3 separate regions of the Homo sapiens genome follow, and all the other regions are linked to region 1. A link is an interaction called in ENCODE POLR2A ChIA-PET data of the cell type or tissue named here. Cell type or tissue: OCI-LY7. All regions are shown on one strand. Region 1 overlaps PGM2 (phosphoglucomutase 2). Region 2 overlaps RFC1 (replication factor C subunit 1). Region 3 overlaps TBC1D1 (TBC1 domain family member 1).

Evidence for each region. Peaks named below come from ENCODE experiments on the same cell type or tissue, not always from the same donor. Only the 100,000 strongest peaks of a DNase experiment are listed, where the experiment ranks them.
Region 2: POLR2A ChIA-PET joins it to region 1 with 13 read pairs; 2 of 35 experiments call an interaction of 5 or more read pairs at or near these places.
Region 3: POLR2A ChIA-PET joins it to region 1 with 18 read pairs; 3 of 35 experiments call an interaction of 5 or more read pairs at or near these places.

What each region holds. Positions count from the first base shown.
Region 1 is chr4:37,847,524-37,855,523 of GRCh38, reverse strand. PGM2 (phosphoglucomutase 2) reads right to left here. Exons shown (of 14, transcript NM_018290.4): 11 at 6,873-7,002; 12 at 5,151-5,340. Among named protein-coding and RNA genes, the nearest start is that of PGM2, 25 kb to the right of the region's middle. In OCI-LY7, no CTCF peak of the experiment used is centred here; DNase peaks (open chromatin) are centred at 2,953, 4,223 and 4,843; H3K4me3 peaks cover 2,337 bases; H3K27ac peaks cover 4,510 bases.
Region 2 is chr4:39,349,148-39,357,147 of GRCh38, reverse strand. It overlaps RFC1 (replication factor C subunit 1), which reads left to right. Exons shown (of 25, transcript NM_002913.5): 2 at 5,672-5,800. Among named protein-coding and RNA genes, the nearest start is that of RFC1, 13 kb to the left of the region's middle. RefSeq lists an enhancer at 3,004-3,053. In OCI-LY7, no CTCF peak of the experiment used is centred here; DNase peaks (open chromatin) are centred at 1,817, 3,107 and 3,507; H3K4me3 peaks cover 4,371 bases; H3K27ac peaks cover 5,045 bases.
Region 3 is chr4:37,919,154-37,927,153 of GRCh38, reverse strand. The region is part of intron 2 of TBC1D1 (TBC1 domain family member 1); the gene reads right to left. Among named protein-coding and RNA genes, the nearest start is that of TBC1D1, 32 kb to the right of the region's middle. In OCI-LY7, no CTCF peak of the experiment used is centred here; no DNase peak of the experiment used is centred here.

The DNA.
Region 1 (8,000 bases):
ATGCCAAACAAATCTATTGGTTAGAAAAGAAAAACATTCTGGAGGAAATCAGAAAATGTACTCCACATGAATGAAATACTAAACGATAGTAATTTATGAATATGTGGTCTACTATATGGAATACTATTCAGCCTTAAAAGAGAAGGAAATCCTGTCATTTGCAACAATATGGAAGAACCTGGAAGACATTATGTTGAGTGAAATAAGCCAGGCATAGAAAGACAAATACCGCATGATCTCACCTACATGTGGAATCCGAAAAGGTTGAACTCACAGAGGCAGAGAGCAGAATAGTGGTTACCAGGGGCTGACTGGGGAAGGGTGGGGATAAGGGAGGGGAGTTTGGGGAGATGCTTGTCAAAGGGCCTAAAGTTTCAGCTAGACAGAAGAGAAGTTCAAGAGATCTATTGTACAATACGGTGACTATAGTTAATAATGATGCATTGTATACTTGAAAATTGCTAAGAGAGTAGATTTTAAGTGTTCTCACTACAAATACATGATCAATATGTGAGGTAACACATTCTAATTAACTTGATTTTAGCTATCACAATGTATACATTTTAAAACATCGGATTGTACATCATAAATGTATACAATTTTTATTTGTGAATTAACATAACTAAATTAATTTTAAATAAAGAAAATTAAGTAACTTTGTGTATTAGCTTTTACTTCCCTAGTTCTATTGAAGTTATTAAAGTTTTATTTAAACACATCATTTCACAAGATATTGACTTAAACAGATTAATACACCACAAAAAAAAACCTCAAACTAGATTATATTTACTGTTATAAAGTGAATCTTTGCAAAGAAAATTCCATAAGGAGTTTTTTTTGTTTTTTTTTTTTAAATAAAGCTTCCAGGCTGGGCGCGGTGGCTCATGCCTGTAATACCAGCACTTTGCACTTTGGGAGGCCGAGGAGGGCGGATCACATGAGGCCAGGAGTTGGAGACAAGCCTGGCCAACATGGCAAAACCCCGTCTCTACTAAAAATACAAAAATTAGCCAGGCATGGTGGCGGGTGCCTGTAATCTCAGCTACTCAGGAAGCTGATGCAGGAGAGTCACTTGAACCCGGGAGGTGGAGGTTGCAGTGAGCCGAGATTGCGCCACTGCACTCCAGCCTGGGTAACAGAGTGAAACTATGCCTCCAAAAAAGAAAAGAAAAAGAGAAAAAAAAGGAAGCTTCTGTAAGAAAAAATAAATGCCATATAAATTTACTGGTTAGAAAAGAAAAATGGTCTTGAGGAAATGGTATATTTATATTTGATAGGTCCCAAAACTCCATTAAAATAGAGGTACTTTGAATAGCATAAACACACGGGCAAAGAGACAAAGAGGAGGTAGCAGCTGATGGGGCTGCCAACCGATCGCACAAGTCAGAAAACAGATGGAGGCACAGAACTGGTCTGGTGGGACCCAGAGAATGAAATCTGAGTGCCTGCGGAAGGAGACATGGATGAGAACTGAGGCAAGGTGCTCTGCAAAATCCTGGCCAAGCTCAAGAACCAGAGGCACCAGGTACTGCAAAAGGCAGATGTGAGGCAGGGGTGGAAAGCAGGAACAGGGTTTGAAAGAAGTTCTTAGACCATCCCGGTTCCTTGCCCTGAGCCCACACCGTCACAGAACCACCTCTTCTCCATTTCTGCAGGAGATGGTTTAAATTCTCTGGAGATTAAATCAGAAACATTCAGGAGTTGGGGAACCTGGGCAGGGCATGATGAAAACAGAGGGATCAAGTAGAAGTCCTCAGGCTGACACCCCCAGCTCCGCCCCAGTCATGCCTCCAGGGCCTTGGCATCTCATCTTATCATCCTTGGGTAGGTGATTAAGGTCTCATTAAATCAGGGGGATCCCCTTATAAAGTTAACTTGCTACCAATATCCTCTGAGTGAAGTATGTCATTTGATCTGCATATGTACACAGAGCTTCCAATCAGTTCTTAGGTGCCCAAAGGAAAATTAAGGATCATCAGACTTTTGGGGAAAGACATCATGTAAAAGACAAAGTCCAAAACAAACAGAATAAAAAGAACTTGGTGGAAATAAAGAGAATGTAGCAGAAAAAGAAGACATATATTTTTAAAAAACTATAATTAGGTCTATAATCCTTAGAGAGGTAAGATATTGTTTACATTAAAAAAAAAAAAAAAAAAAAAAAGGAATATCACCCTGGGCAACACAGCAAGATCCTGTCTCTACTAAACTAAAAAACCTTAGCTGGGCATGGCGGCACACACCTGTAGTCCCAGCTACTCAGGAGGCTGAAGCAGGAGGATTGCTTGAGCCCAGGAGATCAAGGCTGCAGTGAGCTATGATCATGTCACTGCACTCCAGCTTGGGTGAAAGAGCAAGACACTGTTTCAACAGGACACTATTTTTAATAAATTAGTTATAACTGAAACAGCCAACAGAGGCACTGAAAGCTAAAGCTAAGGAAATCTCCCAGAAAAACAGAAGAAGAAAGAAAGAAACAAGAAAAGTAGAACATCAGTCTTGGAAAGCCAGCATCTAAGAGCTCTTCAAGAAACAAAGAACTGAAAATGCAGGGGAGGTGATTATTTTAAAAAATAACCAATTAGCTCCCTTTCCTGATACATAATCAAGAAAACTTCTCAGAACTAAAATAAATGATTCTACAGACCAAGTATCCAGAAACATGAATAAAAAGGGACCCATACTATAGCATATCACTGTGAAATTTTAGAACCTGAAGTTTAGAGAAAAGTTCCTAAAATCTTCCCAGAGGAAAAAAACAAACAAAACAAGTTGCATGGAAAGGACTGAATAAGTATGGCATCAATAACCTTACATACAGCATACAGTAGGCCTTAACTATCTGCTGAAAAAGGAAGGATTGGAGGCTCAATAGCAATGCTGGAAGCCCAACAATAATGGAGCAATGCTTTCAAAACTGTGAGTCAGTGAAGTGTGAGGACAGAATAAGACATTTTCGGACTTAAATGCCACCAAAAACTTACCACCCAATTACTTGTTCTCAGAAAGCTATTAGAGGATGTGATCTAGGAAAATAAATATAGAAAGAGGAAGCCATGAGGTCTAGGAGCAAGGGACTCAATCCTGGAGAAGGGCATTCCCAGGATGACAGCTGTGCACCCAACCAGGAGGGCGGCCATTGGACATGGACCAGGAAAACCCTACTGAGAGGCATTTGAAGGATTTGGGAAAAACTGCTGACAGGACATAGAAATCCAGGCAAATGGAAGAACAAAGCAACTATTACTACATGAATTAAGGCAGGCGCAGTAGCTTACGCCTGTAATCCCAGTACTTTGGGAGGCTAAGGCAGGAGGATCACTTGAGACCTGCCTGGGAAACCTAGGGAGAGACTCGTCCCTCCAAAAAAAAAAAAAAAAAAAAAAAAAAGAGCTGGGCATGATGGCATACCCTTGGTCCTAGCTACTCAGGAGGGTGAGGTGGGAGGATCACTTGAACCTGGGAGGTCAAAGCTACAGGGAGCTGTGATCATGCCATTCACTCCAGCCTAAGTGACTAAGTCACACAGCAAGACCCTGTCTCCAAAAAAAAAGAAAACAAACAAACAAAAGGTACAGGAAATACAATTCTCTATACAAATTAGGGAAACCTAATCAAAATACACTACTTAGCTAGCAGGCAACAGCAGTTACTAGTCATAATAACAAAAGCACGGAATCTGATTTAACCAAAAGCTGTGGCATAAACGTACTGTGAGGATGGGGAGAAGAGAATTATTGAATGTAGAAAGCGTAAGAACTAAATCTTTATCTCAAAAATAGAAAGTCAACAAATTGTAAAACTGGTATATCAAAACATCACTATATGAGCACATGATTTACAAATCTAGTCTTGGTGACATGGCAATGAGGTGGCAGGGGTGGGACTGCCACGTTTCATCGTAAGCGTTTTCATACTATTTCTATTTTAAAAATATGCTGTGTGCAGATGAAAATGAAAAATAGAACAAAGAAAATATCAAAGAACGTGCCTAACATCTCATAAGGATATTCTTAACTTTCCTCCCCCAACCCCAACATAGAAAGCAACACTCTTCTGCTACCTTTGTGTCTTCTTTTGTCTCCAGTGAAAGATCTGCTTGGTGTAAAGAATGCAAACTCAGGCTTTACAGCCAACAGCTCCAATACACTCAGAGAACAGAGTACACTAACTAGAAAACAAACAGTGGTTCTCAAAGTGAGGACCAGTTGCATCAGTACCACCTGGGACCTTGTTAGAAATGAACATTTTTGGCTCCTACCCCAGACCTACTGAATCGGAAAGTCCAGGTGTGGGCTCCAGCACTCTGTTTCCCCAGCCTTCTTGGTTACTGATGCTCCTGCAAGTGTGAGAACTCCTGACAGGGAGAGAATGCTGGATCCTGAGATAGAAAACCCAGATTCTCCCTGGACCACCACCAACTAAGCTCTGTGTCCACAGACAGGTTCCACACTTCTGATCACTTATTGCCTAAGGTGCGAAATGACCACACAGGCTTTGATGACTAGTTCCTCTTTTTTTTTTTTTTTTTTTGAGATGAAGTCTTGCTCTGTCACCCAGGCTAGAGTGTAGTGGTGCAATCTCAGCTCACTGCAACTTCTGCCTCCTGGGTTCAAGCAGTTCTCCTGCTTCACGCTCCTGAGTAGCTGGGATTATAGGTATGAGCCACCACACCTGGCTAATTTTTGTATTTTTAGTAGAGATGGGGTTTCACCATGTTGGCCAGGCTGGTCTTGAACTCCTGACCTCAAGTGATCCACCTGCCTCGGCCTCCCAAAGTGCTGGGATTACAGGTGTGAGCCACCGCTCCCAGCCTAGTAGAGTCTCTTTCAGTTCTAGCCTGCGGTTTTTAACTTACCACGCCCAGCTAATTTTTGTATTTTTTAATAGAGACCGGGTTTTGCCGTGTTGGCCAGGCTGGTCTCGAACTCCTGATCTCAAGTGATTTGCCCACCTCAACCTCCCAAAGTGCTGGAATTATAGGCATGAGCCACCACATCCGGCTTCCATATATTTTTTATAGCTTATTTATAATCACGCCTAAGTGCCTAAAATCAGCTTCAATTAATTGTATGGTTAAATAATTTATTCAAATTATTTTAAAAGGTAAATAGAAAAGAGGTTAGTTGAAAAGAGAAGACATTACTTACAGCTTTTTTATCAGGTTGGCTATCATCATAGCCAGTTGTAAGGTCCCTAATGGCAGAAATTTCAAATTTGCCACAAGCTTTTGGATAATTATTTTTTCCATCGTAGTTTCTGAGGTTTTCAAATAATTTCTTAATGGTTTCTTGATCATGGCAGATAAAATAGGAAGCTTTAGTAATATGGTAGCCATACCTATCAAACAAATACAAATTCATGCACATGAGGAACAAATAATTTTGTAGGGTGGACACAGAACATGTACCAACCAGTGTATTCTAAAATAAATATGGCTGGGTGTGGTGGGTCACGCCTGTAATCCCAGCACTTTGTGAGGCCGAGGCGGGCAGATCACCTGAGGTCAGGAGTATGAGACCAACCTGGCCAACATTGAGAAACCTCGTCTTTACTAAAAATACAAAAATTAGCCGGGTATGGTGACAGGCACCTGTAGTCCCAGCTACTCCAGAGGGCTGCAGCAGGAGAATCGCTTGAACCCAGGAGGTGGAGGATTCAGTGAGCCAAGATTGTGCCATTGCACTCTAGCCTGGGCAACGAGAGACTCCATCTCAAAAAATAAAATAAAATAAAATAAATAATAAAATAAATGTAACAGCCAAAACTGACGCCAAAGGAATAATTTTTAAAAGACCATTAAAACAGAGGTCTAGGCCAGGCACAGTGGCTCACGCCTGTAATCCCAGCACTTTGGGAGGCCAAGGTGGGTGGATCACCTGAGGTTAGGCGTTTGAGACCAGCCTGGCCAATATGGTGAAACCCCTAACTCTACTAAAAGTACAAAAATCAGCCAGGTGTGGGGACACCTATAATCCCAGTTACCCGGGAGGCTGAGGTAGGAGAATTGCTTGAACCCAGGAGGCAGAGGTTGCAGTAAGCCGAGATCACACCACTGCACTCCAGCCTGGTGACAGAGCAAGACCCCGTCTCAAAAAAAAAAAAAAAAAAAAAAAAAAGAGGTCCAACAATCTACCCCAGGGATCACCAAATGACTGCCTGGTCTTCCGCCTGCATTTGCACAGAGAGCCAGGTCACACGCATTTCTGTATTCTCTTTGGATGCTTACGCACTACACTGGCAAGGCAGAGTTGAGTAAGTGCTACAAAAAAATGAATAGATGTATTATGAAGACATTCAATCTTTTTTGATACTGGACACTTAAAATCACATTCTTTCATGTTGTCATTTGTTAAGAATTAATGCGATCGGGAATAGTAATTACTAACTTGTTACATATCAAAAGGAAAAGGTGATCTCTTTAGTTTTTTTAAATTTTTTTTTTTTTTTTTTGAGACAGAGTTTAGCTCTTGTCACCCAGGCTGGAGTGCAATGGCGCGATCTCGGCTCACTGCAACCTCTGCCTCCCAGGTTCAAGCAATTCTCCTGCCTCAGCCTCCTGAGTAGCTGGGATTACAGGTGCCCACCACCATAACCAGCTAATTTTTGTATGTTTAGTGGAGACGGGGTTTCACCATGTTGGACAGGCTGGTCTCGAACTCCTGACCTCAGGTGATCCACCCGCCTCAGCCTCCCAAAGTGCTGGGATTACAGGCATGAGCCACTGTGCCCAGCCTTATTTAATTTTTATAAGAAATAGAATTCATCACCAAAATAAGAGCATTAGAAAGGATATTAGTATCTCATGCATAAGTATATAATAGAACATTTCAAAATATTATTTCAATCCAACAGAGTCAATAACAACTTACTCCACATAAATGGCCTTTAGTTGCTGAGACAAAGACAAATTCTTGGTTGCTAGGAAGCTAGCCAACTCTGCACTTATGACAGCGGCACTGACTCCATCTTTGTCCAGAACAAAAGGGCAGCACATGTATCCTGCAGAAACACACGTCATACATACATCTATACAATACTGTGTCAAACCACATATGAGTATGAATCCTGGCTATTGCATATTAGAGGTTGTACAGTGTTGCGTGTATGCACATTTCTCATTAATACCTTATGTTTAGGAATTTAGCCCAGTGCCTAGCCCATAGCAGGCCTTCAAGAAGTATTTGCTGAAGAACCTGCAAGATTTTCCCTCCTGGCCACATGGTGCTCAATCACTAGAGTCATGAAACTCCTTCCAGCTCATGAAATTGTTTCTAATTGTCCTAGTCAATACATATCTCTTTCTTCTCTGAATCCCAATAGTATTTGTTAGTTACATTATTCATTTTGACATCTGGCCTCTACTCTTGTGTGTGATTACTTAACTAAATCTATCTAAGCTGCTGTAGGCTAAGGTCAGTGCCATCCATTTCTTTTAGAGTCACTGAGTAATAGACATGCAATTAATACTTGATAAATGAAAGAAAATCTTTCTTAAAATAAAAAGCTACGGAAAGACAAGTCTGCCAAATCTGACAATAAAAGAGCAGAACCTGAGCGATTATGCTTTGATTAGTTAAATCATGTGTTAGTGTTGCAGAGAATATACAAATGAATATAAATAAATCTAATGCATAATAGTTTTTACTAAATTAATAGCTAAAAGCGTTTGGTACAATGTGAGTTTCAAATTTCTATAGCTAGTTCTCCTTTCTGTTCATTTATATTGACAGTTTAGGACAAGGGTTTTTCTGTCATTCTGGCTGGACCTGGGTCATCCTTTTGGGTGAGTATCATTCTGATGACAGCAGCAAACCATGCCTTCCTTCTCCTTTCCTCTGGCTAGACCGTAGCATAGATCCTCATTAGCACTTTTGGAGGAGGAGGGACATTAAATACCACAGTGTTTAGGCCTGGATATTAACCACCACAGTGGAGGAAACATCACAACTCCCAAAATACATGTACCGGCAGCCAAGCATACAATGTCACTGTTTTGA
Region 2 (8,000 bases), 1.5 Mb before region 1:
TGTGCTCTGCTTTGTTTTCTAAAGATGGATTAAAGAAAGATTAGGAACAGAAAGTAGAATGAAAGCTTCACAAGAACAGAGACCTAGCCTGTTTTGTTTATCCCAAGCATCAAAAATAGTTCTTGGTCCATAAAAGGCTCTGAGTAAATATTTCTTGAATGGATAAATGAATGATTGAATGAAAAAAGTTGATGCGGGCTCTTAAAATTCTTCCTAGCTAGAACTTGTTACTGTTCAAAAGTTTTTCAGACCACACTTATATTTCACTCACCAGTGTTTTCCTCAGAGAAGTTTTTGAGACCCATGCTAGACTGTTAAATTAGTAACATCAATTATAAATCTAGAGATATTTCTGATTTCTTTAAAAAAGTTATTAGTTTGACTTAAAATAAATTTTAAAGAAGAGGAAATGTCCTACTAAAAGTGAAAGTATATTTTTGTTTTTTGTAGCCACAATGTTTTAATATGAGAGTAACAGAAAATCAATTATAGAAACTCAGTTTTATTAACTTAGCTCAGAAATAATATATAATCAGCATTAATTTAATACCTTCTTAAAATTTCTTAGGTAAAGTCATAGCACAAAGTTAATCCCAATTAAAAGATTCTTTTAATACATAATCTTTAAAAACAAATCTACCATTTATTTTGGTTTACATAATCAAGAACCTCTCTTTCTGAGTGCAGTTGTGAAGGTCAGTGGCCTGAGGAATAACCGTTCATGTGTTCAATGAATTTTTTTGTTTTTAAGACGGAGTTTTGCACTTTTTCCCCAGGCTGGAGTGCAGTGGCGTGATCTTGGTCCACTGCACCCTCCACTTCCCGGGCTCAAGCCGTTCTCCTGCCTCAGCCTCCTGAGTAGCTGGGATTACAGGCACGTACCACCAAGCTCGGCTAATTTTTGTATTTTTAGTAGAGATGGGGTTTTGCCATGTTGGCCAGGCCAGTCTGGAACTCCTGACCTCGTAATCCACCCGCCTCGGCCTCCCAAAGTGCTGGGATTACAGGTGTGAGCCATCACGCCCTGCCTACCATTTCTTTTAGAAATGAAATTACTGGGCAAAGGGTATGTACCTTTAAAATTTTGGTAAGTGTGGCTAGATTGCCTTCCATAAAGGTTATACCAGTGTTTTTTTTTTTTTTTTTTGAGGTGAAGTCTCGCTCTGTCACCAGGCTGGAGTGCAGTGGCATGATCTCGGCTCACTGCAGCCTCCACCTCCCGGGTTCAAGCGGTTTTCCTGCCTCAGCTTCCCAAGTAGCTGGGACTACAGGTGTGTGCCACCATGCCCAGCTAATTTTTGTATTTTTAGTAGAGATGGGGTTTCACCATGTCGGCCAGGATGGTCTCGATCTCTTGACCTCGTGATCCACTCACCTCGGCCTCCCAAAGTGCTGGTATTACAGGGGTTAGCCATTGCGCCCAGCCAAGGTTATACCAGTTTTCACTTTTATCAGCAGTATAGTGCGTGAGCATCTGTTTCCCCACATCCTTGACAGATATGGGCATTATCAGTCTTCTAAAACTTAGGGGAAAATGATCAAGTTTTAACTTATCTGCTTATTTGTGACATCTAGCATTTTTTATGTGTGTTGGCTATTTGCATTTCTTTTATACTTTGCCTATTAGGAGCTTTTATTTATTTTTTCTATTGGTTAGGTTATCTTTTATTGATTTGTAGGAACCCTTTTACAAGTTTTGTGTGTGTGTGTGTTTTAAGATAGGTTATTGCTCTGTTGCCCAGGCTGGAGTACAGTGGTGTGATGGTCATGGCTCACTGCAGCCTCAAACTCTTGGCGCGCAAGTGCCACCCCAGCCTCCTGAGTAGCTGGGACTACAGGCATGCAGGCATGTGTCACTACACTAGGCTGATTTTTTTTTTTTTATTTGTAGAGATGGGGGTCTCCCTGTGTTGCCCTGGCTGGTATTAAACTCTTGGGCTCAAATGATCCTCCCGCCTTGGCCTCTCAAAGTGTTGGGATTACAGGTGTGAGCCACCACACCTGGCCTGTTGTGTGTGTGTGTGTGTGTGTGTGTGTGTGTGTGTGTGTATTTTTTTTTTTTTTTTTGAGATGAGTGTCGCTCTGTCGCCCAGACTGGAGTGCAAAGGGGCATTCTTGGCTTACTGCAACATCTGCCTCCCAGGTTCAAGCGATTCTTGTGCCTCAGCCCCCTGAGTAGCTAGGATTACAGGTGTGCACCACCACACATGGCCAATTTTTGTATTTTTAGTGGAGATGGGGTTTTGCTGTATTGGCCAGGCTGGTCTCAAACTGCTGGTCTCAAGCAGTCCAACTGCCTCGGCCTCCAAAGTGCCGGGATTACAGGCGTGAGCCACTGTGTCCAGCCTGTTGTAGATGTTTTTAAGTTAGTTGCTTTTTTTTTTTTTTTTTTTTTTTTGAGATAGTTTCACTATGTTGTCCAGGCTGAACTTGAACTCCTGGGTTCAAGCAATCCTCTTGTCTCAGCCTGTCTGGTACCTGGGACTGTAGGTGTGCACCACAGTGCCCAGCTCTGTTGCTTGCATTTTAACTTTGTTTATGGCACTTTTTGTGTAGTAAAATCTGCCTTTCTTTAGGGATGGTTTCTGGCCTTGATGTTCTGCTTTGAGGGACTTCTACTTGCCAAGATTGAAAAATAAATTTAAATATTTGTTCCTTTCTCCACTCATATGCTCAACAAGAATTATTCTGTGCAGGCAAGAGAAGTGTTTAGATTCATTATTTGGGAGTTAGACTTGTTTTTCTGCATTTCATGAAGTCTTTGAAGGTCTAGAACACTGGACAGCAAATGTTAATTGGAACAGTCAGGTGAAGTCACGTGCTATAAATTAAGGACAAATTGCTGACCTTTGCCTCTTAGATGTTTATACCTCAGATGGCTGCTCACACTGGAGATAGTTCTAAAAAAGTATGAGTAGAATGGCTTCCATTCTGATGAAAATTATTTTCTAAAAGCTTTGATTTTTAGTGTATACTGAGTTAGGTTACGATGCTGCAATTTCTTTAACTCTTACGTTGCCATCAGAGTGTGGGGGAGTTTAGGGGAGTAGGGTAAAGTAATGCAAAGGGAAAGAAAGGAGGATGTGAGTGGAAATAATTACGTAGGGAGGAAATGGTGTAACAGTGCTAAGGAGTGGCAGTGCAGATTTTTGTACAGACAAAAACCAGACAGATCAGTGTTAACAGTGGCTCTGTTTCCTGAATTACATTTTGTTTTCTTTCTCTTCTCAGTTTTAAGCATTTTTGGTCCGAAAACAGGTTGAAAACCACCACTTGCTTTAACCAGATTATTAATTTACAGTTTGGTTATTTCCATGGCACACATGCACTATCACTCTGTCTTTGTGTGTATGTGTTTAAACAATCACTACTTTTTATTTTTAAAATGTTTCCATCTATGAGCTCACTTAGAACAGTCATGATTGTTTGAGTGAAGAATCACTGTGTAATTTCAAAAGTGAAACTGATACGAAACTCATTTGCTCCAGAAGCAATAAAGTAGTTGTCAGCCTCAGACTTGATTCTCTGTAATTATAGGAAAGACTGTGGTTTTCTTTATTGTTCTTCTCCTCTTTAGCATCTGATACAGATGTCTCAGTTTCATAGCTGAGACACCCAGTCTGTAAGCAGTATCTTTTAAACTTAGACTTAATTAGGATGGATTTGTAACTAGGAGATTTACAAAAGAGGATATAAAGCCAGAGAAGTCTTTAATCTTTTTTTTTAATTTTTTTTTTTTTTTTTTTTTTTGAGACAGTCTCGTTCTGTCGCCCAGGCTGGAGTGCAGTGGTACAATCTCGCCACACTGCAACTTCTGCCTCCCAGGTTCAAGCGATTCTCGTGCTCCAGTCTTCAGAGCAGGTGGATTATAGGCATGCACCACCGTGCCTGGCTAATTTTCATATTTTTAGTAGAAATGGGATTTCACCATGTTGACCAGGCTGGTCTTGAACTCCTGGCCTCAAGTGATCCTTTTGCATTGGCCTCCTAAAGTACTGGGATTATAGGCATGAGCTACCTTACTTGGCCTTAAAAAAATTATTTAACATGCTATGTACTTCAATTATCTGCTTTGTTTATTGGCTTAGCCACAGTTATTTGTGTGTGTGTGTGTGTGTGTCACACTTATTTGGGATTTTTGACATTGTAAGAGTATGACAATTATTGTCAGGATCTAGGAAATAATTGCTAACTTTTCTTAACACTTTACAAAGTACTTTTATAGGCATTTCTCTCAGGCAATAAAGAGAGGTAGGTTGTAGGGATAAAAAGTGATAAAAACTGGTGATTACAACCATCAAGGATAGGAAGAGGGAAAATGATACAGGTGGTTCTTAAATCCAGTTCTTTGGAATTCAGATCCTACATTCTCATTATTTTTTCTTCTTATACCCTTCTCTATAAGCAGAGATAATGATAAACAGAGTGTTTCAGTAATATGAAGGGATGATAGTTCAGAAATGAGGTGAGGGTAAGATTTTTACTGGGCCAGAATTGTGGTAGATGCATAATTAATCCACATAAAGGGTCAGTATTAGTCCCACTTTACTGAGGAGAAAACAGATAAAGTAGCTTGCCCAAGATCACACAGTTAAAAAGCACTAGAGCACAGATTTGAATTAAGGCTTCTGATTCTAAGGTCTGTTCCCTTTCCTCTATACCACAGTTTCTTAAACTAAATTTTAGAGAGGTGGGGAAGACTATGCAAAGGTTAGGAAAAGTGAGTGATTTTAATTGTAAATTACATTGTAAATGTTTCAGTGTGATTAATTTGAATTCTGTGGTTTAACACGGGTAATTAAAGAGCATATTGTAATAAGCATCAAAGGTTTTTTTTCTTCAGGATGTTGAAAAATCATATAAAGGAAAACAATTTGAAGCTTTTTAGTTGCCAGGAATGATTAGGGTTGTGAGAGTTATTCTTTCATACTGGAGTATATGTTCCACAGACAAGGATCATATTCTCCAACTTTGTCTTCTCCCCAGCTATGCCTGGGATGATGGGATGTGTATGTGTATGTGCATGTATGATCAATAATAAGTAACTGCCACTTGCCTCTTTAATAACTCTGATGTCATTAGCAAAAATATCACTTGCTTATTTTGGCCTGTTTTTGGCCTGATTCTGAGAATTTATATTACTCTTTATTAGACAAATTATTCTTTTTTTTTTTTTTTTTTGAGACGGAGTCTTGCTTTGTCATCCAGGCAGGCTGGAGTGCAGTGGTGTTACCTGGGCTTACTGCAACCTCTGCCTCCTGGGTTCAAGCAATTCTCCTGCCTCAGACTCCCAAGTAGCTGGAATTACAGGCACCTGCCACCATGCCCAGCTAATTTTTTGTATTTTTAGTAGAAACGGGGTTTCACCATGTTGGCCAGGCTGGTCTCGAACTCCTGACCTCAAGTGATCCACCCACCTCGGCCTCCCAAAGTGGAGGGATTACAGGCGTGAGCCACCGCGCCTGGCCGACAAATTATTCTTAACTCAGGTAAAGTTATCAGTTAACTTTTGCACATGAAAAGAAAGCTACTATATTCGTGGAACTATCTTGGTATGGAAAAATTACTCAGGGTAACCCAGTGTGTACATAAAGCTGTCCCATCTTACAATTGAAGTTATAATTTTATGCGGTTAATGTTTATTCGTGAATCTCCTGTTTTTTGCTTTTAGGACATTCGGAAATTCTTTGGAGTAATACCAAGTGGAAAGAAACTTGTAAGTGAAACAGTAAAGAAGAATGAGAAAACAAAGTCTGATGAAGAAACTTTAAAAGCAAAGAAAGGAATAAAGGAAATCAAGGTTAGTTTTCTGGGTATAATTTTGCATTGAATGAAATGTAAAATAAACTCAGTTCTTATAAGTTTTTTTTTTTTTTTTTTTTTTTTTTTTTTTTCCTGAGACAGAGTCTTGCTCTGTCGCCCAGGCTGTAGTGCAGTGGTGCAATCTCGGCAGACTGCAAGCTCCGCCTCCTGGGTTCATGCCATTCTCCTGCCTCAGTCTCCCGAGTAGCTGGGACTACAGGCGCCCGCCACCACACCCAGCTAATTTTTTCTATTTTTTAGTAGAGACGGGGTTTCACCGTGTTAGCCAGGATGGTCTCGATCTCCTGACCTCGTGATCTGCCCGCCTTGGCCTCCCAAAGTGCTGAGATTACAGGCGTGAGCCACCGTGCCAGCCATTCACTCCATTCTTTATGCCCTAGTTGTCATATATATTACACCTACATATGTTAATACTGCACAATTCAATGTAATTTTACTTTAAATAGATGTGTATTTTTTAAAAAAATTAAGGCAAAAATTGCTGTTTTTATTTTATGCACGTATTTGCTATTTCTGATGCTTTTCATTTCTCACTGAAGATCTGAGTTTTCGTCTAATATCATTTTCTTTCAACTTGAAGAATTTTGTTTAGCATTTTTTGTAGTGTAGGTCTGTTGGTGATAAACCTCTATAAGTTTTTGTTAATCTGAAAATGTCTTTATTTTGCCTTCATTCTTGAAGGTTATTTTTGCTGGATATGGAATTTTGGGTTGACTGTTTTTTAAAAAACTTAAGCCTTTTAAAGATGTTCCACTGTTTTTTGGCTTCTAGTTTATCTGATGAGATGCCTCCAGTCATTGATGTTGTTTTCTCATGTGTGTTGTTTTTCTCATGGTTCATTAAAGAATTTTTTAATTTTTGGTTTTCAGCAGTTTGACTATGGCTTACCTGAGTGTGGTTTTCTTTTGTTTATCCCATTTTTGGTTTCTGAGCTTCTTTAATCTGTAAATTTATATCTTTTATCAAAATTGGGAACATTTTGCTATAATTTCTTCAAATATTTTTTCTGCCTCATTCTCTCTCTTCTCTTCTTGAATTACAATTACATAAACGTTGGAGTTTTGATATTGTCTCACGGATCATTGAGCCTTGTTCATTTTTATCAGTCTTTTTTTCAGATTGAGTACTTTCTCTTTCTGTCTTTAAGTTCATTGATTCTTCTTTTATCACCAATTTACTGTTAAGGCTATCTAGTGAATTTTTATTTTACATATTGTATTTTTTAATTCTAGAATTTTCATTTGTTTCTTTTTTGTAGCTTTAATTTCTGTCTTTTATGTCCTTGAGTGTAATTATAGTAGCTGCTTTAGTTTTTATTTTGAGATGGAGTTTTGCTCTCATTGCCCAGGTTGGAGTGCAATGGCACGATCTCGGCTCACCGCAACCTCTGCCTCCTGGGTTCAAGCAATTCTCCTGCCTCAGCCTCCCAAGTAGCTGGGATTTTAGGCATGAGCCCCCATGCCCGGCTAATTTTGTATTTTTAGTAGAGTTGGGGTTTCTCCATATTGGCCAGGCTGGTCTCAAACTCCCGATCTCAGGTGATCTACCTGCCTCGGCCTCCTGAAGTGCTGGGATTACAGGTGTGAGCCACCGTGCCCGGCCTAGTAGCTGCTTTAAAATTCTTATCTGCTAATTCTGACATCTGTGTTGTATCAAAATTGGTCTTCATTAAATGCCTTTTGTCCTGATTCTTTGGGTCATGTGTTAGTTCAGGCCACCATGACAAAATACTACAAAATAGATGGTACTGGCTGATTAGGTGTCTGGTGAGGGCCTTTTTCCTGCTTTGTACATGGCTGCCTTCTCGTGTTGTCCTCACATAGCCTCTTCTTAGTGCATATGGGTGGAGAGAGAGATTGAGCACTGGTGGAGAAAGAGAGATAGAGATTGAATGAGCACTCTGGTGTCTGTTCTTATAGAATGCTAATCCTGTCAGATCAGAGCCCCACCCTTACGACCTTATTTATCCTTAATTACTTGTTTAGAGGTTCCAACTCCAAATATAGCCACCCTGAGGGTTAGGGCTTCAACGTGTGAATTTTGGGGACACAGACATTCAGGATATAACATTCCATCCATGGCCACCCAGAATTTATGTCCTTCTTGCATGCAAAATACATTCATTCCATCATAACAGCCCCCAAAGTCTTAACTCATTTCAGCATCAAGTCTGAAGT
Region 3 (8,000 bases), 72 kb before region 1:
ACAGTAATATTTCTTTTTTTTTCCTTTTCTTTTTTGAGACAGAGTTTCGCTCTGTCCCCCAGGCTGGAGTGCAGTGGCGTGATCATGACTCAATGCAACCTCTGCCTCCTGGGTTCAAGTGACTCTCATGTCTCAGCCACGAGAATTACATTGGGGTTACAGGCATGCGCCACCATGCCCGGGTAATTTTTGTATTTTTAGTAGAGATGGGGTTTCACCATGTTGGCCAGAGTGATCTTGAACTCCTGGCCTCAAGCAATCCACCCGCCTTGGCCTCCCAAAGTGCTGGGATTACAGGCGTGAGCCACCATGCCTGGCCATAACAGTAATATTTCAAGCACCTGTAGACAAAGCTACCACCAATAAATCCAGCTGAGACTTAGAGGACTGTTTAAAGTTCTAGCCTGTGTAACACAGAGTTGGTGGCAGTGGCCAAAGAGAAGGCAGGACCGATGTCCACGTCCAAGTAGCCTTTCCATGGGGACCAGGTTTGGACAGTAAGAGTTCAAAAGATATGTATTGAATTGAGGGCCACATCACCAGGGCTCACCTAGAAGTGGGGCCGCATCACCTCGATCTAGAATATGCCACAGCATCAGCACCCCCAGAGGAAGGGAAGCCTCAAAAAGGCAGAGCCAGGATCATTACATAGAGTTTTTGATTGCTGAACGAGGGTACCTGGACAAAGATGCAGGTGAAGAATGAACTCACCACCCTTCTGCTGACCAAGCGATGGAGCAAGGCCACCTCCTTTCACAGGAAGGAAGGGGCACTTTGTAATTTGTACAGAGGTGCCATATGGCTTGAGCAGCCCTATAGAGCAACGCTAAGGCATTGAGCAGCCACAGCAACCTGACCTAAAGTGACGGCAGGCAGAAAGTACCCTATGGAGGCACAAAGGGAGGGAATCCTTATCCTGGTGTAAATCCAGTGTCATTTCTGCCTCTGGCATTCGAGTTCAGACAATAATGTTTACCACTAGAAAGGTCTTCCTGTATACTTTCTCCATGTGGTAGCTTTCTTCCAAAGTACACATGTTCCTTCCAAATAGTTAAAGTTAATGCACACAGATTACGGAGCATTTTCTTCTAATGATGATGGATAATCATAGAGCCATTGCAGGGCACCATCTGGCAAGTTCTGTAGGATAAATGTCCTTCAAACAGAAAGACATAAATCTGCAGTAACTGAATTGAATAATTTAAATCTGTCAAAAGTAGATGGGGAAATATTTAGGGCCAATTTCTCTCTTTTGTTTTATTGAGTAAATTGATACCAAACTACTTTGATCTTTTCTAATTGATGATAACATATTATTAATTTATTTTAAACTTTTTTTTTAGAACAGTTATCTCAAGTGGCATGATTATAGGGTGGTTTCTGTTTTTTTTGTTAATATGTTACTATTTTTTTCCAAATTGTCTGCAATGATTATGTATTTTTCTTTTTTTCTCTCTTTTTTTTTTTTTTTTGAGATGGAGTCTCGCTCTATCACCAGGCTGGAATGCAGTGGCGCGATCTTAGCTCACTGCAACCTCCGCTCCTAAGTAGCTGGGACTACAGGCGTGCCTCACCATGCCCAGCTAATTTTTGTATTTTTAGTAGAGACAGGGTTTCACCATGTTGGCCAGGATGGTCTCGATTTCTTGACCTCATGATCCCCCCACCTCGACCTCCCGAAGTGCTGGGATTACAGGCGTAAGCCACCACAACCAGTCGTATCATTTTTATAATCAGAAGTAATATATAATTTTTTTTCTTCACTTGTTTCTTTGTTCCTTCCACCTATAGACAGCGTTGGTTCAGGTTAGGAAATGAAAGAGGCTGGTAAAATTGGTCACTGGCTTGGCAAGAATAAAACCCAGCAGTGTAAATGGCAAAGACAAGACACCATGTGTGAAAGGTAGACCTGGCCCTGCACCATCCATGCAGCATGCTACAGGGTGATCGCACTTTCTTCGAATTCACGGGAGAGAACACTAGGTATGACGTGTGACTGTGTGCCTCGGCATGGAGCCCAGGGCCTGGCAGACAGTGTATGCTGCATGTGTGTTCCTTCACGGCTTGGAGAGATGACTTTATGAGTAGCAGCAGCAAGAGCATAGCACAGGATGTGTCGTTGGCATGTTAATTTCTCTGAGTCTCAGTTTCCTCAGCTTTAAAGTAGGAATAATAATACCACATAGAGTTGTTGTGAATAGTAAATAAAATAATGCGCATAAAATACATAGCACATGCTTGGTTGACCCAGGAATTCCACTTCTTGGTATGTACCCAAAAGAATTGAAAGCAGGGACTCAAACAGGTATTTGTACACCCATGTTCACAGCAGCATTATTCACAGTAGCCAAAGGGTAAAAACAACTTACATGTCCATCGACAGATACATGGATAAGCAAAATGTGGCATATACATGCAAGGGAATAATACTCAGCCTTAAAAAGGAATACAATTCTGATACTGCTAAAACATAGACAAGCCCTGAAAATATTATGTTAAGTGAAATACACCAGACACAGAAGGAGAAATATGGGATTCCCCATATATAAGGTGCCTAGAATAGGCAAATTCATAGAGACAGAAATAAAAGAGGTTTCCAGGGTCTGGAGGCAGGGAGCAGTGAGGAGTTATTTTTAATGGCTACAGAGTTTCTGGTGGGATGATGAAAAAGTTCTGGAAATGGGTAGTGTAATGGTGGCATAACACAGTGAATATACTGATGCCACTGAACTGCACACCTAAAAATGGTTAAAATGACGGATTTATGTTATGCATATTTTACTGCAACAAAAAAGTATTGGGTTAGTGGTAGATATTTCTTCTGTCATTATTAATAACAGAAAAAATCAGTTCATACAAACAAAGTATAGGCAACCCATAAACTTGAACTGACTCATAGCACTGTGATGAGAAAATATCCCATGAGATTGTTTGGGGAGGGAGCATGGCAGGGGTGGTGTGGGGGAGGAGAGGGCTGGTATATGGCAGTGACACCAGTTAGAGCGCAGGGCTTGAGCCTCAGGAGCTGAGGCAGGAGCCAGCAAGGTGTAGGGTACCTAAGGAAGCCGAGAGTAAGACGACTGGGTCTGAAGCAAATTCTAGAGATTGCAAAGATCGATCACAGTGAGTCCCAGCAAGACACAGGAGCCAAATGAGGCTAAAAAGAGGTGACTATGCCGGGTGCATTGGCTCACGCCTGTAATCCCAGCACTTTCGGAGGCCTAGGTGGGTGGATCAGCTGATGTCAGGAATTCAAGACTAGCCTGGCCAACATGGTGAAACCCCATCTCTACCAAAAATACAAAAATTAGCTGGGCATAGTGGTGCACACCTGTAGTCCCAGCTACTTGGGAGGCTGAGGCAGGAGAATCACTTGAACCTGGGAGGCGGAGGTTGCAGTGAGCTGAGATGGTACCACTGCACTCCAGCCTGGGTGACAGAGTGAGACTCTGTCTCAAAAAAAAAAAAAAAAAAATGGGGTGGGGGTGCAGCAGGAGAATAATAGTTTAATAGTTAAGGCTTTTGTGGTTACAACTGCCACTCACCTCGATGGAATTAAACATACATGTGGACTTCATTGGCTTGTGCACTTGAAAAGTGCAGGGAGACTTCCAGCTCCAATAAGTTGGATCCCAGTGTGCAGAGGATATTAAAGAACCTTGCTTGACCCAGCAATCCCATTACTGGGTATATACCCAAAGGATTATAAATCATTCTACTATAAACACACATGCACACATATGTTTATTGCAGCACTATTCACAATAGAAAGACTTGGAACCAACCCAAATGCCCATCAATGATAGACTGGATAAAGAAAATGGGGCACATATACACCATGGAGTACTATGCAGCCATAAAAAAGGATGAGTTCATGTCCTTTGCAGGGACCTGGATGAAGCTGGAAACCATCATGCTCAGCAAACTACACAGGAACAGAAAACAAACACTGCATGTTCTCACTCATAAGTGGGAGTTGAACAGTGAGAACACATGGACTCAGGGAGGGGAACATCACACACCAGGGCCTGTCAAGGGGTGGGGGGCTAGGGGAAGGATAGCATTAGGAGAAATACCTAATGTAGATGATGGGTTGATGGGTGCATCAAACCACCATAGTACATGTATACTTATGTAACAAACCTGCACATTCTGCACATGTATCCAAGAACTTAAAGTATAATTAAAAAAAAAAGAGAGAGAACTTTGCCACCCCATCCATTAGCTGTGGCACCTCCTTATTGTCTTCGTTCACACAGGCAGCAGCCATAGGGTCCCCTGTGAGAGATTCTTTTTCCAGGATTGACTCTGATTTGCCTGGTTTGGATCACAAGCCCACCCCCAAACCAATCATTGAGGCCAGGGCAGCAGAATAGGCTAATTAGCCATGGGCCATCTCCAGTGGACTATATAGAGGTGCTGTTGATTGATTCAGTAGAATGGATGCCGATTGGACAAAAAGGAGGAATATTCTGTAGCAGGAGACAAAATTCAAAGTGTAGGAAGCTAGATAGAAACAGAAAAAGAACTGAGAATAAGCAGAGGTCATGAGTGGGAACAAAGCGAGGGAGTCTCAGACGAGTACAGATGAGGGTGGAGGGTCTGTGGTCTGGCTTACTGCCTACCAGTAACTAGCACATGATTCAGGACGGCTTAAAGGCACAGGCTCTTGGTTGCCTATGGGCCCAGAGTTCCTCTGTACTGAGTTCTAACAGGGTTGCCTGAGCCTCCCCAGTGTCTCCACCTTGTAGTTAGAGTTACACAATGAAAATCAGGAGGTTAGCTTCTAAAGCCAGAACCCCTCTAAACAGTGATGGAATAGGACATAAGCCCGAGCCTCAGTTTCCTCAATAGGACGGGTTGAATTACAAGGCACATAGGAATCTGTATGTCTGGGCCTCCATCCTAAACAACTGTAAATTAGTTATGATACCAAAACAAAAGATGGGTGAGCATATTAAATAAAGTGATACGTGAAAGTATTTTATAAATTACAAAGAACCATGCAAATTAGTTGTGGTTATTATTTTTAATGTCAGCAGACAGGGGAGGTAAAAAGGAGGAAAAAAAAGTGGAAGGGTATCCTATTTAAGAGTAGAGATAAAAACAGGAAAAGAGGCTGGGTGTGGTGGCTCACACCTGTAATCCCAGCACTTAAATAAGCCAAGGTGGGAGGATAGCTTGAGGCCAGGAGTTCATAAGCAGCCTAGGCAACATAGCGAGAAGCTGTCTCTACAATTTTTTTTTTTAAATTAGCTGGGTATGGTGTGCACGCCTGTAGTCTTAACTGCTTGGGAGGCTAAGGCAAGAAGATCACCTGAGCCTGGAAAATCACCTGAGCCTGGAAGTTCAAGGCTGTAGTGAGCTATGATTGTGCCACTTGTAACTCATGACACCCTAGCCCCCAAAAAACAGGACAGGCAAAATCAAAATTATATATATGGGCTGGACGCAGTGGCTCACGCCTGTAATCTCAGCACTTTGGGAGGCTGAGGCAGGCGGATCATGAGGTCAAGAGATCGAGACCATTCTGGTCAACATGGTGAAACCCCATCTCAACTAAAAAAAAAAATACAAAAATTAGCTGGGCATGGTGGCGCGTGTCTGCAATCCCAGCTACTAGGGAGGCTGAGGTAGAAGAATTGCTTGAACCTGGGAGGTGGAGGTTGCAGTGAGCCGAGATCACGCCACTGCACTCCAGCTTGGCGACAGAGGGAGACTCCATTTCAAAAAAAAAAATTATATATATGTATTTTGTATATATATGTATTATGTATATAATATACATATAAAACATATATGTTTATGTTTTTTTTTCCTGGGTTGGAAGTCACAGATGGCCTCTCCATGTCCTTGACACCATCCACTCCTCTCTGCAATCTGGCGTCTATGCCCTATTACTCCACTGCCAAAGGTCATCAGTGACCACCCGCACTGCCAGATCTGTGGGATGTTCATCAGCCATTACCTTTACAAAGTTCATTACTGCTCTTGACACTGTTGTCGTTTGTCTCCATTCTTTTTTTTTTTTTTTTTTTTTTTTTGAGACGGAGTCTCGCTCTGTCGCCCTGGCTGGAGTGCAGTGGCGCGATCTCGGCTCGCTGCAACCTTCGCCTCCTGGGTTCGCGCCATTCTCCCGCCTCAGCCTCCTGAGTAGCTGGGACTACAGGCACCCGCCACCATGCCTGGCTAATTTTTTGTATTTTTAGTAGAGACAGGGTTTCACCGTGTTAGCCAGGATGGTCTCAATCTCCTGGCCTCGTGATCGGCCCGCCTCGGCCTCCCAAAGTGCTGGGATTACAGGCGTGAGCCACCGCGCCCGGCCCCTTTGTCTCCATTCTTAAAACTCCCTACTGTTTTGGGACAATGCGGTCCCATAGGTCTCCTCCTACCTTCATGTTCCTTTGTGGACTCCCTTCCCTTACCCACTTCTTAAAACACTCACATTCCCCAGTGTTCCTTGCTCCCGGGATATTAACCTCTCTCATCGTTTTGACTCCCATGTGTATGCTCCACCTGCATGGCTCCAGCCCTGCCCACTCCGCTGAACTTCAGCCCATTGAACATCCCTCAAACGGCTCCAATACCCCAGAAATCTGCAGTGGAAGTCATCGGCCCCTCGCCTCCAAGTCCTTTTACTTCCTATTTCCCATCTCAGGCAGTGGCCAAGGACAGATGCCTACTCATTCATTCTCCCTCCTCTTTTCTGCACTCCCCAGCTCACACTGGCTCTGTGTTTTGTCTCTTTACCCGGTTCTTATTCCTCCTTAAAGATTTGGCTCCAAGGTGGTTTTGCAGAACCCCAGGTGGAAGAGAGCTCACCTAGTGGCCTGCACAGAACTCTACCTTACTACCTCTTACGAGATGACATTGAAGCACCTGTCTATGACTGTCCTTCAAACTACACCCCCCAACCCCAGGGCCCACCGGACTCTAAGTGCTTCAACGACACGGGCTTTTTGTTGGGTTTTTGTACCCACTAAGCCTAGCACACTGCCTGGCACACAGACAGTTAATGTTTTTTGTTGTTGTTGTTGTTTTGAGACGGAGTCTCACTCTTTGGCACAGGCCGGAGTGCAGTGGCGTTATCTCGGCTCACTGCAAGCTCCGCCTCACCGGTTCACGCCATTCTCCTGCCTCAGCCTCCCAAGTAGCTGGGACTACAGGCTCCCGCCACCACGCCCGGCTCATTTTTTTGTATTTTCAGTAGAGACGGAGTTGCACCGTGTTAGCCAGGATGGTCTCGATCTCCTGACCTCATGATCCGCCCCCCTCGGCCTCCCAAAGTGCTGGGATTACAGGCGTGAGCCACCGCGCCTGGCCACAGATAGTTAATGTTTACTGAACTAAACCAATTCTCGCCAGCTGTGGAGAAGCTAAATAAGAACATTCTGCTTGTGATGAAAATAATTTTACTTTTAACTATCAGCACAGATTATTTAATGTGATCACTTAGCATTGATAGTGTCAAAAGAGGAGGAAGCTCATATATCTAAACTATGAAACAGATGATACAGCAGATTCTGCATTTACATTACTTATTTTGAGAAATATGTATTTCTCTTTTTTTTAACCAGTGATCACATATGAGTCTTAAATAGGAGTAGTTGTGCTTTTCCCAGTAGTTAACTGCATAGAAACTGTGATCAAATTAAAATATATAACCTTAGCCAGGCGCGGTGGCTTATGTCTGTAATCCCAGCACTTTGGGAGGCCCAGGCAGGCAGATCACTTGAGGTCAGGAGTTTAAGAACAGCCTACCCAACACAGTGAAACCCTCGTCTATATTAAAAATACCAAAAAAAAAAAAAAACAAAAACAAACCAGCTAGGCATGGTGGCACATGCCTTTTCAGGTACTTGGGAGGCTGAGGCAGGGGAATCGCTTGAACCCAGGAGGTGGAGGTTGCAGTGAGCCGAGATCACACCACTGCACTTCAGACTGGGGGACACAGTGAGACTTCATCCCAAAATAAAATAAAATCTATAACTTTAAAATTC